Linked DNA regions of Homo sapiens: region 2 is linked to region 1. A link is an interaction called in ENCODE POLR2A ChIA-PET data of the cell type or tissue named here. Cell type or tissue: endothelial cell of umbilical vein. All regions are shown on one strand. Links, peaks and the distances in the headings refer to the core of each region. The heading gives the core; the rest is flanking DNA.

The links. Peaks named below come from ENCODE experiments on the same cell type or tissue, not always from the same donor. Only the 100,000 strongest peaks of a DNase experiment are listed, where the experiment ranks them.
Region 2: POLR2A ChIA-PET joins it to region 1 with 8 read pairs; 2 of 35 experiments call an interaction of 5 or more read pairs at or near these places.

What each region holds. Positions count from the first base shown.
Region 1 is chr15:34,884,613-34,894,692 of GRCh38, forward strand. It overlaps AQR (aquarius intron-binding spliceosomal factor), which reads right to left. Exons shown (of 35, transcript NM_014691.3): 23 at 9,051-9,161; 24 at 5,603-5,712; 25 at 1,914-2,049; 26 at 1-122. Among named protein-coding and RNA genes, the nearest start is that of AQR, 80 kb to the right of the region's middle. In endothelial cell of umbilical vein, for the core only: no CTCF peak of the experiment used is centred there; no DNase peak of the experiment used is centred there.
Region 2 is chr15:34,947,517-34,957,596 of GRCh38, forward strand. It overlaps AQR (aquarius intron-binding spliceosomal factor), which reads right to left. Exons shown (of 35, transcript NM_014691.3): 4 at 5,369-5,404; 5 at 748-868. Among named protein-coding and RNA genes, the nearest start is that of AQR, 17 kb to the right of the region's middle. In endothelial cell of umbilical vein, for the core only: no CTCF peak of the experiment used is centred there; DNase peaks (open chromatin) are centred at 4,695 and 5,155.

The DNA of each region.
Region 1 (10,080 bases), core at 815-8,814:
GGTTGAGGAGCATTTGCAAAGTATTCATGGAAAGGGAAGAAAGTGGAGACTTCCGTAACATCTGGCAATGTACTACCTTTATTTTTCACTTTGCTGATATACTCTTCCCAGCGAGACATTACCTGTAGAAAAAAGGACTTGAAGTTAACTGCCAGCTAATTATGATGTTTTAAAGCATAAAATGAATAAATCTTATAAAAACAAGATCTGCTAGGTGAAAAAGAAAAAAAAAGAAATTCAATCTTTGATCCAATATAACTATTCTTCATTCCTGTAACTGACAGATTGCTCTTCTGTTATAAAAGTAACCTTGTCTTTGGAGAAAAAAAGGCTCTTTAATAACAAATTTCTACAAACTGGAAAGAGCCTTAACATCATCTCATAGAACTCTAACTCCGACAGTTCAGATTCTCCACGTAACTCAAGAGAGTTTATTATTAACGCTTAAAAGAAATGTAAAGGAAAGAAAGCTCTCTGGACAAAGAAATTGCTCATTTTTTTCATCTCTGTTTCTCTCCATATATGGTAAGTTCAGCTTTAGCAGCTTTTTAATCAATTTGGCACTTGTCAACCCTCTGTCAGTTTTTTAGAACATTTATAAAGAACGTCTGGTTAAGCTGAGTGTGTATTTGAAAGCTTATCTTATGACTTTTGTGATTATAGTTCAATTACTTTGTATAATGTTAGCTATGCGTCTACCAGCCAGTTACTATGTAACCTCAATTTCTGTAACTCTCCCAGGTCTTTTTCTGTTACTATCTCAGTGTTTCTCAAAAGTGTAGTCCTTATGCAAAATATCTGAGGAGCTAAATAAAAATGTGGATTCCTGGATTCCACCTCTATTGAATGAGAAGCTATAGGAACAAGGGCTAGGGAATTTAACTCGTAAACAACTTTCCTGATATGATTCTTAAATGTTGAAAACTGCCAATTTACACTGTGAAGCCTCAAGTTCATTCTTCCCAAATTTATTACATAAACCTTCTTAATTTATAGGTTATTTTTCCCACTTTTAAACATTATTTTCACTGAAAGCCAAGTAATTTTGTGTCAAAAAAGCATTTAAGCTGATCTTTACTCCTTTATGCAAGTCCTAAACAGTCTTGAATCTAATGTAGACTATATTATGTATTTTCCCTGCTTCACAAGAAACCATGAAAGCTGCTCATTTTGAATGGACTTAATTGGTTTGTGATATCCACTTACAATGAGCTTACAATATTATAATTTATATCTAAAATATACAATTGGCATTAGAACAAAGAGAACAAATGAAGTTATACAAAAATCTTCATTAGCCAATTATGTCCTAGTCCATTTAAAATTATTAATAATCCAACTGACTATTAAAGTTTAGTTTTATTCACTTTATTTGGCTATTTCTCATTGGTTTTCACACTTCCAAAATTTACCCTAACAAAAGTAAAAGTACATCTTTATGTTGAAGTCAGAAGCCTTTAACTTCAAGACCCACTGTGCAATTAGTTGTAAGACATAATTTATTTCTGGAAATTTGAAGGAAGAATGTTTTCCTTCATTAGTTGATTAATGTATACAATAAAAGTTAACTGTACTTTGTTGCCACTGGCTAGCTAGAATATTTATTTAGTTGTATTTCTACAGTAAAAAAAGAAAAAAGAGTGACTAGAACTTTGCCAATAGAAAGAAAAAAATGTAAAAAGTAGCAACATTGGTCTTTCACAGAATGAGTCATCAAGCAAAGTTATTTAGAAAAGAAAACTGAAGATAATACAAAATACACTTAACATTCATAAATATAGCACTTGCAATACCATACATTCTAATCTACTCAAAAAAATAAGCTTTCATGAAGGATCACAAGAACTCATTCCAGCTTCCAACTGGGGTTCATATTATGATGAAGTATGATTCAAAAACCCTTAATATCTTACCTGGTATAAGAAGAAATAGCCTGCAGTTTCACAGGTATATGAGGCATCTCCTGGAACCCCTAGACTCTTTTGCAATCGTTTGACTTCTTCTAAAAGTTCTATTCTTCGAGCCAGAACATAATTAACTCTTCCATACCTAGACATTTCAATTAGGCAAAATGACAAAACTGTAATAAAGAGACTTTGAAGGAAACAATCAGCAAAATTCAAGAAAATCATAATAGCAAAGAAGAGGAAAAAAAACTAGAAGATATGGCTTCTATTTAACTATTGGTGGTAGTTCTTGGGTTACTTTACACAAAAGCTACTTAAAGTAGGTGGGTCACGGTGGTTCACGCCTGTAATCCCAACACTTCGGGGAGGCTGAGGCGGACAGATCATGAGGTTAGGAGATCGAGACCATCATGGCTAACATGGTGAAACCCTGTCTCTACTAAAAATACAAAAAAATTAGCCGGGCATGGTGGCGGGCACCTGTAGTCCCAGCTACTTGGGAGGCCGAGGCAAGAGAATGGCGTGAACCTGGGAGGCGGAGCTTGCAGTGAGCAGAGATGGCGCCACTGCACTCCAGCCTGGGCGACAAAGCAAGACTCCGTCTCAAAAAAAAAAAAGAAAAAGCTACTTAGAGTATACTCCATGGAACAGTATTGATCTGCAAGGGTGTTACTGGTCTAGGAGGAGGGAAAGTCAACTACATCACCAAATACACCATTTAGTTCAGCTCTCAATCTTTCTTTTCACAGCAAGACACTTTCACAAAGAAGAAAGCAGGACAGTGCATTCTGGTGCTAGTTCATTTCATCACAGACCAAGAACATGTAAGTTCACAAACTGGCTGCTTCAAACAGCACTGTTTTACACTACATAAAAGTAGATTAGATCTAAAGGCTTTGAAAAGTAATTTTTAAATGTTTTTGATTATCTCTGTCATCTACATATCCCAATACATAACTTGGCACCCAAACCTAGCAGGTTCTTAATGTTTGCTGAATCAGTAAGAAAACTGAAGTTTGGAGAGTACCTTGTCCGAAAACACACAGTTAGGGAAGAAAGTAGTGGAACCAGAATTAGATCCCAAATTCTATGCACATTCTTTTCACAACACCACAACAACAAAGGGTCTCCCATAACCCTTTAATGCTTAAAATAAGACTAAAATAATTTAATCAATCACTGTTGTTCCCATGTTTAAAGACTCAACAAAAGAAGAAGTCATGTTCCTAGCTGTCTGTAGTTCAGAGATTCACATTTGAGGTAGCAAGGGATGATTAAGAACAAAAAAGAGATCTAAAACATGATCTATGCTTGAAGAATTTTTCAACTTGGAAGGATATAAACATATGGCAGATAACTTTTTTCTGCTTGCTTATCTATAAACTTTTATCTACAATGAACACTTCGTTAATGAGAAAAAAATCAGGAATGCTTACAGACTCTGTTAATAAAATGCCAAAATTTTTGTGAAGTAATGTTAAACTTAAAAAGCAACAGGCCGGGCACGGTGGCTCACGCCTGTAATCCCAGCACTTTGGGAGGCCGAGGCAGGCAGATCACTTGAGGTCAGGAGTTCAAGACTAGCCTGGCCAACATGGCAAAACCCCGTCTCTACTAAAAATACAAACATTAGCCAGGTGTGGTGGTGGGCGCCTGTAATCCCAGCTACTCAGGAGGCTGAGGCATGAGAATCCCTTGAACCCAGGAGACAGAGTTTACAGTGAACCGAGATCATACCACTACACTCCAGCCTGGGTGACAGAGTGAGACTCTGTCCCAATAAATAAATAAATAAATAAATAAAAGCAATATACAGTACAATTAAACTCTACTATCTGCTCAATTAGTACATTATTACACTTAAAAGATAAAGAATTATTTTTAAAAAGCAACATAAGGCTGGGCGCGGTGGCACACGCCTGTAATCCTAGCACTTTGGGAGGCCAAGATGGATTGCCTGAGCTCAGGAGTTCAAGACCAGCCTGGGCAACATGGTGAAACCCCGTCTCTACTAAAATACAAAAAAAATCAGCCAGGCTTGGTGGTGGGTACCTGTAATCCCAGCTACTCACGAGACTGAGGCAGGAGAATTGCTTGAACCCAGGAAGCGGAGGTTGCAGTGAGCTGAGACGGTGCCACTGCACTCCAGCCTGGGCAACAAAGTGAAACTCTGTCTCAAAAAAACAAAAAAAGCAACATAAAAATTACAAATAACAGCATTACAGAAAAAGACTAGCAAAAAGTTGTTTTAGGATAGTGTAATTATGGATAACCACTCCTTCTCTACAACTTCACCAGATTTTACAATTTTTTTCTTCAGAGAAAGTGATGCTACTTTTATTGTGAAACAATAGTCATAATTTTTCTTTTTAATTGTAAGAGAAAAAGAATATGTCCAATCAAATATGCAAACTAACAATATCTAGGTTATGTGTCAGAATTTAAAAGTACATTTTTTCTAACAAATTTGGTGGTACCTGAAATCATTGTAAAAATTCTACCCCTATTCTAATATTCTTTAAAAACCATAAATTCGACTTCAATATAATTGTAATTATAGTCAAATATTCTATTAGCACCTTCATGTTCACTGAATTCTGAATTATTAGATTTTAGAGTCTAACCTACCTTTGTAAGTTGGCTTTAAAATGAGGAAATACCTATGGGATGAATTCAAAAGTATTACTGGCTAATCTGAAATTAAGAATATAGAGCCCTAAATAACTTATGGCATGTTGTTCTTTGCCCCTCTGCAACATAGTGACTTTTTAGAAGCTAAGTGTTTGGTAAGCTCTATAATACAAGAACTCAAAATAGATGCACATAATAATTTAAAACTCTTTTAATGTCTATGATCAATTCATCAAATATCATGTTTAATAGCCAAAGGCTACATTAAATATGTCCAGCTGTTAATTGTGCTTATTATCTAAAATTGGGCTTTAAAAATGGATTTAAATATAAATAAAATGAGACATTATAAAGCAACTTTGAATGAAAAAAATTAAAATACTAATGGCAGAAGAAATCCGACTTGTAAAGTTTTAGTCAATTTACAGTATGTGATATCAAACAAAGTCCAGCCAAACTGGCAAGAAGCATCTGAAGTTATACTTATAACCCCAAAGCTTATATTATCATTAATCACTAATTTGCATTCTTTTTTTTTTGAGACAGAGTCTTGCTCTGTCGCCAGGCTGGAATGCAATGGCGCAATCTTGGCTCACTGCAACCTCTGCCTCCCGGGTTACAGCGATTCTCCTGCGTCAGCCTCCCGTAATTTCTATTTCAATAAATAAATCAACCTCCTAATTGGCACCTAAAATATATGCAAATTAAATTCCTGAATAAGATGTGAAAAAGGAATCATTTAAAGTTGTACAGTTTTGAACTGGCAGCATGAAAAATTACCTCAATAAATAGAAAGCAAAAGGCAATCTGTTAAAAAGATTAACAAGATCATTCTCTTCATTAACATAATTGTATATTTGAAGACAAAATGGCATAACCATACACAACTGGAACTGAGGGACATCATGACCATATTTCTAGCTCAACATATAGTCTTAGTAAGTTAAGTTAGAACCTTTCAGAATTAAGTTTCAGTATTCATTGCTTTCTTCTTCTTTAATAAAAGAAATGAAAAGAAAATAAAAAATCCTTTTTTACACTGTTACTCACTCCCATTTGCTCACCTGCTGAAATCTTTCTCTGTCTCCAGCTCTTCTTCTCCATGACCAAGACGCAGTAGGTGGCGCTCATCAATGTCTAATGCCATGATTTTCTCAAACAACTGGTTTAGGGCCTAGACAATAAAGCAAGAAGGGTGACGGCACCTTTAAACGTAGCAAAAACTAACATTTAGAAAGAATCAAAGTTGAAACACAGAAGGAAATCAGCCTTATATTAGGCCATTTATAATTTAATCAAATAGTATTTATATTGATTTCTGATATTGCCATCTATGTCTATTTGGCTGTATGGATAACTAGAAACCATAAAACCACCCACCTATTAAACATCTGCTTTTAATTTATGAAACGAGAAAGGCATTGGCTCAGATGCTATTTCTTCCGAGTTGTAACAACTCCTAAAATAAACAACCACACTGAGTTTCATTTCATTCAACAGCATTTCCTTGGGTTACAGAGAACTGAAAAAGTTTTTGCAGTTGGAGAAAGACAATAAGAAGGCAGTGAGTGTGTTGGTAGAATACATTAAGAGGACCAGAAGGTGGAAACATAAATTGCATCTTTCAAATCTTAGTCTGAAAGTCTAATGTTCTCAATATAATAAAGAGCAGAGCACTCATTTATTGCAAACTATTCTGATGAAAGTCATTTAAAAGTCACTACTTTCTATCTGTGAAATGTTCATAATTAGGGTTCCCTCGAATCCTAGTATTCATTATCTGAACTTCCGCAGTTACAAGGTTTTACAGAAAGGCAAAAGTTTCATAGTATGGAAAGACTCACTAATTAAGGTACTATTTAAAAATAAGCCGCCATTCAAACATCTCACTTTCACTAGTCCAACCCTGCCTGTGAAGTCAGCATCCAGTCTTATAAACACCTAGGTTATATAATGTAGATACAGATATCCTTTACCATCAAAATTCTAGCAATCTGAGCTCTGAAACTGAAGAGATTTAACATAAATTTTCAGAAAAATCCCCCACTATCCAAACTCTTGATACTCATCATCCAAAACTCAGTACCCAACAGAGCAGATTACATGGTGTTACTCACTATCCAAACCTTCACTATTCAAACTCAAGAACCACATAGATTGAATAAAAGTAAAAACAAAAAACAAAACCCCCACAAACTTGCACACTATAATCCCAGAAAAAACTACATGATTTCATTGTGAATTACAGTGATTTTGAAGAACTACTTGAATTATACATGCAAATGAAGATCTGGCAAACAAAACAGTTAACTGAAGGAAAACAATCAATTCGATGGGCATCAAGGGAAATGATTTGAATTTCAAAAAACCAAGGCAGGTGTTTAGCAAGCAGTGAATTATGTGTCTATTTTTGCAAATTAATCTTTTCAATGATTGTGCTATACAAATCAATCATAAAGTAGAGGATAACTGTAGAAAGCCATATCAAGGTATGACAAAACAGTAAAAAATATGTTAAAACAACACATGAATTATTCTGTTCATTTTAAGAATTTACAATAGGTTTTTACAGAACAAATTTTATAAACAGAAGAAAAAAACTTCTTTTCATAATTTGTTTCTTTTATCAAGACAAAGTCCAAATTGATCCCCCTTCAACTCCCACAAATTCAGTATATTAGATGCATTATGTCCAATATGTTATGTAATATGTTATTATATAATTATGTATAACATATATTCAGTATATTGGATAAGTTTACTATTTATAAACTTCAAAATATATAAAAATATGTCAGGCAAATGAACTGAAGAGTATTATTTTTAAAACTTTACAAATTAAAAGTTAATGATCACCAGAGTAACTGATATTTGGCATTCCAAAAACACAGTGCTTCTGTATATACCAACTCAAAGACTGGTCAACTGAAGTCACCACTGTTAACATAAACTCCGAGAAAAAACTTTCAGAGGTTTTGACTACCATGCAAATTTCATAATATGCTTCAGGATGTTCTCAGAGTTGCCTGTCTCATTTTATACCAGATCTAATAAATGTTACTTGTTCTTCCCTCATTTCTGACAGCTTCAGAATGACTAAAGTAGAATACAGTCCCTTCATGTAATACAGGTGTACATTTCACATGGATTTGAAATTTAATCCAGTATCAATGCACTTTAGACCTTAGTCTTTCAGGAATATTCATTCTACTAAATGAAGAAAAATGCTCCCAGTAAGGGTTAATGCTTATAATCTCCAAGTAAAAGTTCTAGTTTAGTGTAGAAGGAAAAAATAGCAATTTAATTTAATCCAAATATCTAACCATATATCCAAATAGTCTTAGCTTTTTCACATTGACCCTCTCCAGTAGAAATAAAAGATTGCTTTTATATATCTCTCAATGTCATCTCATTATAAGCAGTGATAATCCAAGAGTAGCTCAATAGCAGATACTCCTCAACTTACAATGGGGTTACATTCCAATAAATCTATCATAAGTTGAAAATATCCTAAGTTGAAAACACATTTAACACACCTAACCTACTGAACACCATAGCTTAGCCTAGCCTATGTAAAACATGCTCAGAACACATATATTAGCTTATACCTGGGAAAAATCATCTAACACAATGTGCCTATTTTATACTGAAATGTTGACTATCTCATATAATTTATTGAATAGCGAAATAAGAGTGATAAACAGAATGGTTGTATGGGTACTTGAAGTACAATTTCTGCTGAATTCATATTGCTTTCACACCATCATAAAGTCAAAATATTACAGGTCAGAATAAAAGTCAAACCAAAAGTCAGGGACCATCTATACTAATTAGCCTTTCCTGGTATTTTGTGGTACCTATGATCAGATTTTCATACAAGGATAAATCATCTATTAATACATTCATTTCATGAATCCTCTGCTCCTTCCTTATGTTAGGAACAAGTGCTCAATGCTGCAAGGAAGAACCAGCACTCAGACAAAAAGTTTTCTCAGCAAGGCAATTTACTTCTGCAGGTGGGTGCTACCTGCGTCAGTCACGTTTGCCAAGAGCACACCGAACAAAGGAGAGAAGGGTTTCTATCCCTAATGCAGCCCCTGTATCTGTGTCCTTTCCCCATTGGCTGGAGTAAGACCGCACAATATAAACTACCCCGATTGGCTAAAACTTAAGCTTTTCTAAATATGGTCACTGCGTGATGGGGAAGCAAGGGAGAGGAGGGGGTCCTCACGGGAAACCAGGAGCTAATGCATTCCCAAATAAGGGAAGGAATGTGAGCCACAAACCAGCTGAGACTTAGGCATGCCAGAATATATTAGGGAACAGGTAGGCCAGGCTCAGAAAAATGGAGAACAAAGAATAATGAAACTAGATTTCTTGAAGAGGAACTTATTGTGTCCCACACTTACCTCCCCCTCAACCCCTAACCTGCATACCCATGTGCATGCGCATGCGTGCACACACACACACACACACACACACACACACACACACACACACACAGTCATTTACCTGATTGGAATGAGTAACAATTAGAGTCCTCTGTTCTGGGAAGTTGTGGTAGATGTTGGATATGATCTGAACTGCCACATCTGTTTTGCCTGTACCAGGTGGGCCCACAACCTAAAAAGAAGATGAACACATAGCAAACTACTAAGTCATCACAGTTATCACACATTGTTAGAAAACGTGAAGTACAGACCTGAAAGATAAAATTAACAAATTCAGTAGATGGGCCCAATAACAGAATGAACAGGATAGAAGAAGAGTTGGTGAACTTTGAGATAGATCAGTAAGCTACACAACCTGAATAACAGAAAAAAAGATTAAAAAAATAGAGACTCATGAATCTATAGAACATTAACAAGTCTAACACTCATGTCAACAAATTCTAAGACAGAAAGGAAAAAGAGTATGGCATAGACAAAATTTTAGAAAAATCATGGCTGAAAATTTCCTAAATATGGCAAAAGACATAAATCTACAGATTCAAGCAGCTCAGTGAACCCCAACAGAATAACCCCAAAGAAATCCAAGCCCAGATATACCACAATTAAATGGTTAAAAACAAAAAGCAAAGAAAAAAAAAAGTCCTGATAGCAACCACAGAAAAATGATGCATTACATATTACAAAAAGATGTTTAAAATGACTTTGGATTTGTCATCAGAAAACATGGAAGTCAGAAGGAAGTGTAATAACATTTAAAGTGCTAAAAGGAAGAACTATCAACCCACAATTCTATCTCCAGGTAAAATATCTTTTAAGAAGATGAATTAGAGACATTCTTGCATGAAGAAAAACAAAACTAACTCATATCTAGTAGACATGTTATAAAAAGTGGTTTTTGTTTTTGTTTTTTTAAAAAGTTCTTCAGACAGAAAATGCTACCAGAGGAAACTTGGAATATCTGGAATGTAGAATAAATGGCAAATATAATAAGAGGCTATTTTTTTCCTCTAGAGTTCTTTAAAATATGTGTACAGTTGAAAGCAAAAATTCTACTACTATCTGATGGTATCTTAAAGTATTTAGATGTAGCA
Region 2 (10,080 bases), core at 909-8,908, 63 kb after region 1:
AATAATAATAATAATAATAATAAAATAAATAAAAATAAAAATAAGACAAAAAAAATAAAAATAAACTCCCTCTTGTGAAAAAAGACACTGAAAAATATCTCATTTGAACATTATATACTTGTGCTTTTTTTTCTTCTTCTTAGAGACAGGCCTCGCTCTGTTACCCAGGCTGGAGTGTTGTGGTGCAATCATAGTTCATTGCAGCCTCGAACTCCTGGGCTCAAGTGGTCCTCTTGCATCAATCTCCCAAGTAGCTGGGACTACAGACTCATGCCACCATGCCTGGCTAATTTTTTCTTTTTTTAAAGAAACAAGTTTTTGCTTTGTTGCCCAGGCTGGTCTTGAACTCCTGGCTTCGAGCAATCCTCCCACCTCAGCTTTCCAAGTGCAGGATTATAGGCATGAGTGACAGCACTCAGCCTATTTGTACTTATTAATATAATTTCCATTTTGCCAGCTCCTGATGTAAGTTGTTATAACATATACCATTCTTTGTTTCAAACACAAAGCAGAAAAATAACTCACATTCATAAATTTTCAATTCATAGTAAATTATTAAATCGTTTGAAGAAAGTATTGAAACCAAAAGAAAACATATCTTTCACATACCCATTCTTTTTCTCAATATTTGCTTTATTACTGGGTAAAGTTCTGCTCTAAAAGCACCACTATCAGTAAAAGTTCTGCCACTTTGTAATGGCTTATGTGGGTCAGTATGAAAGCTATGAAGTACTTTAAATCAGTTACCTCCCATGCAGGCACGTTTTCTCTAAACTTCTCATTCACCATACAGCAGATTGACATTAAATAGGCCTTGCTAGATACCTCAGGAGAATAATTCATCCAGAGATAATTTTCAAGATACTGGCTGTAAAGAGTAAAAAGCATAGAATACTTCATTAGTTACCACCACTCACTGTAATACATAACTCACCCAGAAAAGCATAATTATTTACAACTTTCTGAAAATATTTTGGAAATCTCTATTTATAACTTGGAATCCTTGGCTGGGTGTGGTAGCTCATGCCTGTAATCCCAGCACTTTGGGAGGCCGAGACGGGTGGAGGTCAACTCCTGACTTGAGGTCAGGAGTTGTGATATGGTGAAACCCCATCTCTACTAAAAATACAAAAATTAGCTGGGTATGGTGGCACACGCCTGTAATCCCAGCTACTCAGGGGGCTGAGGCAGGAGAATCACTTGAACCCGGGAAGAAGATGCAGTGAGCTGAGATTGCGCCACTACACTCCAGCCTGGCCAACAGAGCTAGACTCCATCTCAAAAAAAAAAAAAAAAACTTGGAATCCTCCACAAATTTACCTGCAGTCTAGGTCACTGCTACCAGCTACAAATTTATATATAGAAAATACAGCTTTGGAGAATGACAGTCCTATAAATTCAAATAAAAAGGTATCAAACGTTGCCAACATACATAATTATCACCACCAAACCACCGGATATTCCCTTACTTAAGGCTTTTTTTTTGTTTTTTTGAGACGGAGTTTTGCTCTTGTGGCCCAGACTGGAGTACAATGGCGTAATCTTGGCTCACAGCAACCTCCACCTCCCGGATTCAAGCAATTCTCCTGCCTCTGCCTCCTGAGTAGCTGGGATTACAAGAATGTGCCACCACGCCCGGCTAATTTTTTGTATTTTTAGTAGAGACGGGGTTTCTCCATGTTGGTCAGGCTGGTCTTGAACTCCCAACCTCAGGATCGATCCACCCACCTCAGCCTCCCAAAGTGCTGGGATTACAGGCATGAGCCACTACACTGGGCCTTTAACTTTAAGGCTCTTCTTAAAGTAAAAGTTGGCCAGGCACAGTGGCTCACGCCTGCAATCCCAGCACTTTGGGAGGCCGAGGCAGGCAGATCATGAGGTCAAGAGATCGAGACCATCCTGGCCAACATGGTGAAACCCCATCTCTACTAAAAATACAAAAATTAGCTGGGCATGGTGGCGTGTGCCTATAGTCCCAGCTACTCAGGAGGCTGAGGCAGGAGAATCACTTGAACCCGGGAGGCGGAGATTGCAGTGAGCCAACATCGCGCCACTGCACTCCAGCCTGGCAACAGTGAGACTCCGTCACAAAAAAAAAAAAAAAAAAAAAAGGAAAACCCAAAAATACCTGACAAACATCAGTTCTAAAACAAAATGAGGCCAGGTGTGGTGGCTGACACCTGTAATCCCAGTACTTTGGGAGGCCAAAGTGGGTGGACTGCTTGAGCCCAGGAGTTTGAGACCAGCCTGGGCAACATAGTGAGACCTTATCTCTATTAAAAAAAAAAAAAAAAAAACCACTAGCCAGGTGTAATGGTGCACACCTGTGGTCCCAACTACTCAGGAGGCTGAGGTAGGAGGATCACTTGGGCCTAGGGGGTTGAGGTTGCAGTGAGCCATGACTGTGCCACTGTACTCCAATGTGGGCAACAGAGTGAGACCCCATCTCCAAAACTAAAAAAAAAAAAAAAAATCTTCTGAAACTCCTACTAAGCCTTCTCATTCTAGCCTCCACATACCTTATTTTCCTTTCGTATTTTTCATTTTTACTTCTCTTTGCTATTTTCCTTTTTTTTTTTTTTTTTTTTTTTTGAGATGGAGTCTCACTCTGTTGCCAGGCTGGAGTGCAATGGCATAATCCCGGCTCACTGCAACCTCTGCCTCCTGGGTTCAAGCAATTCTCCTGCCTCAGCCTCCTGAGTAGCTGAGATTACAGGCATGTGCCACCACACCCAGCTAATTTTTGTATTTTTAGTAGAGACAGGGTTTCACCATGTTGGCCAGTATGGTCTCGATCTCTTGACCTTGTGATCCACCCGCCTTGGCCTCCCAAAGTGCTGGGATTACAGGTGTAAGCCACCACTCCCGGCCCTCTTTGCTATTTTCTAGTTAATTCTCTCAGATCTATTTTCTAGTTCATTCCCTCAGATCTATTTTCTAGTTCATTAATTCCTTCTTTACCTGCGTCTAACATGTTATTTATTTTGCTAATTGAGTTTTTAAATTTCAGTGATTTTTTATCTCCATTTCCCTCCCCCACGTCTATCCATTTTTAGTATCTTGTTTCTTTCTCACATATTATATTTCTTCTCTTATGCCAATAATAATTTTAAACATAATGACTTGACAGTGTGTATCAATTATTTAATTATCTGAAGTTCTTGGTGGTGGGGGCAGGGGGGAAATATTTGTTCTCTGCTGTTCACTCTTGCTTATAGTAGAGAATATTACCCTAATGTGCTCTGTAATTTGGGAGTATAAACTCACCTTTACCAAGGTTTTATTTATAGAGTTTTCTGCAGTATAGTTGGAATACATATGCTTCCAGAGTATCTTTATAACTGTTTCTGCCAGATGTCCCACAGATGTCACTGGCTTGCCACAGTTTTTAAGAGTAAAGTCTTATCTTGGGTGTTATCTGACTACACAGCAAATTCCAAACCTATCTTAAAATCTCTTAGATGAGAAAACTGAGGTAATGAGAGTCAATGATTTGCCTGATTACACAGGTATGGTCCTGACTCCAAACTACATCTCTTTTCTTCAGACTTAAGGATTTGTTCAATAACTTCCTGATCCTATTTCAGCAATTGCAGCAAATTCTATACAATACTGATATAAAATAATGCCTTCCTCTAATGATTTTCATCCATGGAAACCCTTTTCTCAGTTCACTTCCCTATATCCAGCTACCTTCTCCATGCCATCTTACTTTCCAGTTTAGCAAGAAACCATCAATTACTCTCTACAACAAACTTTAGACTGGTTATGTTTGGAAGTTGGCCCAGGGAAAATGATATTGTCACATAAAATTAAATAAGAGTTCCTGAAAGGTAACAACTGACTTTTTCAGCTATTAAAAATTTTTCACTGTCAGCTGGGTGCGGTGGCTCATGCCTGTAATCCCAGCACTTTAGGAAGCCGAGGCAGGCAATCACAAGTTCAAGAAATCGAGACCATCCTGGCCAACATGGTGAAACCTCGTCTCTACTAAAAATACAAAAATTAGCCAGGCGTGATGGCGCACACCTGTAATCCCAGCTACTCAGGAGGCTGAGGCAGGAGAATCGCTTCTACCCGGGAAGTGGAGGTTGCAGTGAGCCGAGATCGTGCCACTGCACTCCAGCCTGGCAACAGAGCGAGACTGTCTCAAAAAAAAAAAAAAAAAAAAATTCACTGTCATTGATGCTTTCAATCTGTTTTGTTGCTTTCTCCTTCAGTTCCTGCCATTCTCTTGGTTTCTGGACTCTAGAATTCTGGTTAATTCTAACTGCATATTGGTAGCCTCTTGATTTTAATCTGTCTTCTTGAAAGGAGGCACGATATGATGGAAAGAGCATATTTATCTCAGGGCGAGATGGGTCCAGTTTCTAGCCTCAGTTTTCTCCCCTACAAAATAAGGAAGATCTTACTGGTGTTGTTGTCAGGATTAAATAAGATCATTTAATAATAATACAGTCCTTAGGATACAGGAGGCACTCAACTTACTAGTTAATTCATAATAATAAATTTCAATTTCCCTCTAGAAAAACGATAAGACCATCTACTTCATGTCATTTTTTTTGTAAGGATCAAATGTGTATGTAGGAGTAACAATTATTAACACAGAGGCCCTGACCTCTGATGTAAACCAGATGTCAAGGAAGTGTAGAGAAGTGGAAAACCATGAGCTTTGGCATCAGACATTGGTATCCCAGCTCTGCCAATTACTTAGAGCAAAGAATTTAACCTCTCTGATCTCAGCTTCTGTTTCCAGTAAATACAGAGGATAGTACTTACTTCACAGGATTGTTGTGAGTACTCTGTATGTAAAATGCTTAACACTGTGGTGAGCACAAAACTGGTGTTCTGTTTGAGAAATGGTAAATGTAACTATCATCAACAACAATCCTGGCTCTTATTTTCAGCATACTGGCTACATCTGGTTGCAACATAATCTAATCTACCTTTGCAATCTAAAAATCATACATTATCTTTTGTCTGAAATATTTATATTACTAGTAGCTAGACTGGAACAATGTTACCTTGATGATAACATTTTAGCTTGGCAGGGAGAAAAAGTGGCTATAGAACACACTCTAATTTATTTCCACTGATCACTACAGAAACCAAGTTTGAGTTCAGAAATTATTCACCACATGCTAGCTTAACAAGTAAGAAACAAATCAAAACACAAGCTATTCTGGCAATGGGCCATCATCTTTGAAAACAAAGGCTATCATATACATATTCCAAAATAAGCCAATCACAGAAATATAAATCTTCACAAATTTAGATTTTCTTAGTGACTCACAGAAATAACACAGAAAATTTAGCTAAAACTGAAATCACATTATCTCTTTCATCAATGGAATGCCTTATAACTTACCTAAATTCCAAGAGCATTATCTTTCTAATAGCAAACCTGAAAACATAAAAATAAATAAAATGTTTAAAATAGAGAATACAAACGTTTCAGAGTTATTAACACAAATGCATTTAGGGATGTTTTGTTTCCATATTAACCCATCTATCAAAATTCATAATATCAGATCACAACTTCTAATGTCAGTTCAACTTCTTAAGCACTGACCAACATGTTTTCATTTAATACTCAAATGGAAACACTTTGCTAGAGTCATGCCTTCCTAAAAGCACGCAGGACACATATCTATATTGCAAATGTGAAAATCAGACGTTTCACTTGCTTCTTAGTGTTGACAGTGAGCTTAAAATACTAAAATATTGTGGAGGAAATATCAGATATTTGTCTTTAATATACTGTCTTTTTTAAATAGAATTACTTTGTTTTATATGAATAAACAATGATATAGTCATGTTTGTCCCAAACATACTTACGCTGTCCCGAAGCAGACACAAATGGCCACTAATTTAGCTTTATCGTTTTATAATATTGGAAATAGATCAGAACACTGTCACTAGATAATTGTTTCCAGCTTTGAAAATTAAAAATACATGTATTATGAATTTATAATGCCCCAGGAAACCACTATCCTGTCAAAAATCCTATTCCACTGATTTCTGATCTCTTACATAGTTTCACTGAGCATGCAATGTCACAAAACTTTAGTGAGAATGAAATGAAGGTTTTTACTATGCAAAAGACAGAATATTGCCAAAGTACTGGCTTCTACAGGCAGCCAAGATGCTAAGTGGATAGGCCATCTTGAGTGACACACTCTAAATCTCCAACTGCAGACATTTCACTTGAATTAACTGTATGTTAGACAACAGAATTCACTCACTGCCCACTATACACAAAACTCTACATTAAATTTCTTCAGTCACAAATAGGACCTCATGATAAAAGACAGAAAATCCTGGCTCATAAGATAGAATACCAGTGTTCTAGTAATGACTCAGTGTTACTTTGACAATGTCTTTTAAACATTTTGTTTATTTTTTTCTTTTTTACTGAGACAGAGTCTTGCTCCATCGCCCACACTAGAGTGCAGTGGCACGATCTCGGTACACTGCAACCTCCGCCTCCCAGGCTCAAGCAATTCTTGTGCCTCAGACTCTTGAGTAGCTGGGATTACAGTCACGTGCCACCACACCTGGCAAATGTTTTGTATTTTTAGTAGAGATAGGGGTTTCCCCATGTTGTCCAGGTTGGTCTCGAACTCCTGAGCTCAGGTGATCCACCCACCTCAGCCTCCAAAAATGCTAGGATTACAGGCGTGAGCTACCACACCTGACGTCTTTTAAACATTCTGCAATTCAGTTTCCTCATGTATAAAAATGGTAGAGCAGCCAACTTTCCTTTATGATAACTAGACAAGTGAAAAATAAGTCTTTTTTTTTTTCTGAGGCAGAGCTTGCTCTATTGCCCAGGCTAGAGTACAGTGGCACAAACATAGCTCACTGTAGTCTCAATCTCCCAGGCTCAAGCAATCCTCCCACTTCAGCCTCTCAAGTAGCTGAGACTACAGGCATGTGCTACCACGTCCAGCTAATTTTTTTGATTTTTAGTAGAGATGAAGTCTCACTATGTTGCCCAGACTGGTTTCAAACTCCTGGGCTCAAGTAATCCTCCCACCTCAGCCTCCCAAAGTGCTGGGATTACAGGCATGAGCCACCATGCCTGGCCTTGAAAAATAACTCTTGGTAAGTCAAAATAAAGCAAAAGCAGTCTGAAAAACATTCAATTCCTCTTCTAGCAATCTCAGTGGTATTTATTAAATTTGGAGTTTTATACTTTTGCCAATGAACTCTCTGAGACAGATAAAGTGAACAGCTTAACTGAAAGTGTACTTGTAAGATTAAAAAAAACAGGTCTATGAACTAGACACCATGTCAGAAGAATTTTAAAGATAAGTATGGAAGGCCGGGCATGGTGGCTCACGCCTGTAATCCTAAACTTTGGGAGGCCAAGGAGGGTGGACTGCCTGAGCTCAGGGGTTCGAGACCAGCATGGACAACACGGTGGAATCCCGTCTCTACTAAAATACAAAAAATTAGCCAGGTGTGGTGGTGTGTGCCTGTAGTTCCAGGTACTCAGGAGGCTGAGACAGGAGAATTGCTTGAACCCAGGAGGCGGAGGTTGCAGTGGGCTGAGATTGCGCCACTGCACTCCAGCCCAGGTGACAGAGTGAGTCTCCGTCTCAAAATAATAAATAAATAAATAATAAGTATGAAAAGTTACAAACAATAATCACAAATATAAATAATTTGAAGGATATTTGGATGGTTATTTTTTTAAGTTACCAATATTTACTGAGAGCATGCATTATGCCTGACACTGTGCCAAGGACTTAACGTGCATTTCATTAAATCCTTCCAAAGTTGAATAATTTATGTATGATAAACTGGATCTATTACTGTATCATTAAATATGATAAGAAAAAGAGAAGGGGCCACACAAATGAGAGTTCTTTTCTATTACATTCCCCCCTATCCCAACAACCTCCTCTTTTCAGACGACTATGTGAAATACGAGGTCTGGAGCTGTGGCAGCCCCACCACAACCATACGGAAAAAATCAATAAAACCTTTTGACAAGATTGACAAGGGCCTTGACATTATTAACTTCTGAGCTACCTACTTCCAGATCTGTTAAGCAGATGATTAAAACAACAAGTAATAACAGTGAACAAAAGAAGCCAGCTACGCCAGGCACAGTGGCTCACGTCTGTAATCCCAGCACTTTGGGAGGCCGAGGCATACAGATTACCTGAGGTCAGGAGTTAGAGACCAGCCTGGCCAACATGGCGAAACCCCGTCTCTACTAAAAATACAAAAAATTAGCTAGGCGTGGTGGCGGGCACCTGTAATCCCAACTTCTAGGGAGGCTGAGGCAGGAGAATCATTCGAAGCTGGGAGGCGGAGGTTGCAGTGAGCCGAGATCATGCCACTGCACTCCAGCCTGGTGACAACAGCGAAACTCCATCTCAAAAAAAAAAAAAAAAATGAAGCCAGCCACAAAAGAGTACATAGTGTGTGATTCTATTTATTTATTTAAAGTTGAAAAAGAACCAAAATTATAGTGTTCTTGTTTGCATACTTACATATTATAATGATAAAAAAAAGAAACAAGCAGAGAGCTTCTGGAACACCGACAATGTTCGTGGAGTTTTTCAGCCTAGGTGGTGGTTATGAATTATTACTATAATTCGTAAGGCTATACATTTGTTTCATGCTGTTTTCTGTGTTACATTTCATAATAAAAGAGTCCATACATTTCAAATAAAAATAAGCACTTTGGGAAAAGTAAATTACTCTGTAAATCACCCTTTTTGAAAGCATAAAAACCACTTAGTTGGTTCATAACAGGATTAAACATCATACCGGAGTGTACTAGTTAAGAGGTTTCTAGAAGGCAAAGGACTCTTATTTAAGAACAGAGTATTCAAGGCCGGGTGTGGTGGCTCACACCTGTAATCCCAGCACTTTGGGAGGCCGAGGTGGGCGGATCACCTGAGGTCAGGAGTTCGAGACTAGCCTGGCCAACATGGTGAAACACTTTCTCTACTAAAACTACAAAAAATTAGCAAGGCATGGTGGCACATGCTTGTAATCCCAGCTACTCAGGAGGCTGAGGCAGGAGAATCGCTGGAACCCAGGAGGCGGAGGTGGCAGTGAGCTGAGATTGCGCCACTGCACTCCAGCCTGGGGCAATAAGGGTGAAACTCCATCTCAAAAAAATAAAAGAACAGAACAGAATATTCAGTAAGAAGTCAGAAAAAAAAAAAAAAAAAAAAGAACCAGGGAACCAGGATTCAATACCTGGTGTGCCTCTAAATACTGGGAAACATCTTGGGCAAGTTATTTAACCTATCCACTTCAGTTTCCTCATCCATAAAATGAGGACAATAATAGTGTTACAGGGTTGTTGTGGGAATAAATGAGCTAGATGCTTAGAGCAGAATGCAAGGTGCTTACAGCAGAATCTGGCACATAGTAAGCACTTAACTATTATTTTTCAAATATTTTTAAAATCAAACTTGGATGAAGAATTCATTAAGATAAGCCTGCCAAATCTGATAATGGCAAGAACAGCAAATATGAATCAATTGTGTAATGTACCATACAGTAACATGGCTGTTACATCAAGCCATTCCCCCAATACTGAAAATGCCGTGAGCACATAGCTCAGCAAAATAATTTCCTCAGGACCTAGCCTAAAAAACTGGTCATTTAAATTTTTTTTTTCTTTTTTCAGACGGAGTCTTGCTCTGTCGCCCAGGCTGGAGTAGAGTGGCACAATTTCAGCTCACTGCAACCTCCACCTCCCGGGTTCAAGCGATTCTCCTGCCTCAGTCTCTCGAGTAGCTGGGATTACAGATGCGTGCCACCACACCCAGCTGATTTTTGTATTTTTAGTAGAGACGGGGTTTCACCATGTTAAATTTTTAAATACATACTATAGTTTATGTGTTACAGAAGTGTACTTGGAAATAAAAAATGTAGGCCAGGCGTGGTGGCTCACACCTGTAATCCCAGCACTTTGGGAGGCCGAGGCAAGCGGATCACCTGAGTTCGGGAGTGACAGCCTGACAAACGTGGAGAAACCCCGTCTCTACTAAAAATATAAAATTAGCCAGGCGTGGTGGAGCATGCCTGTAATCCCTGCTACTCGGG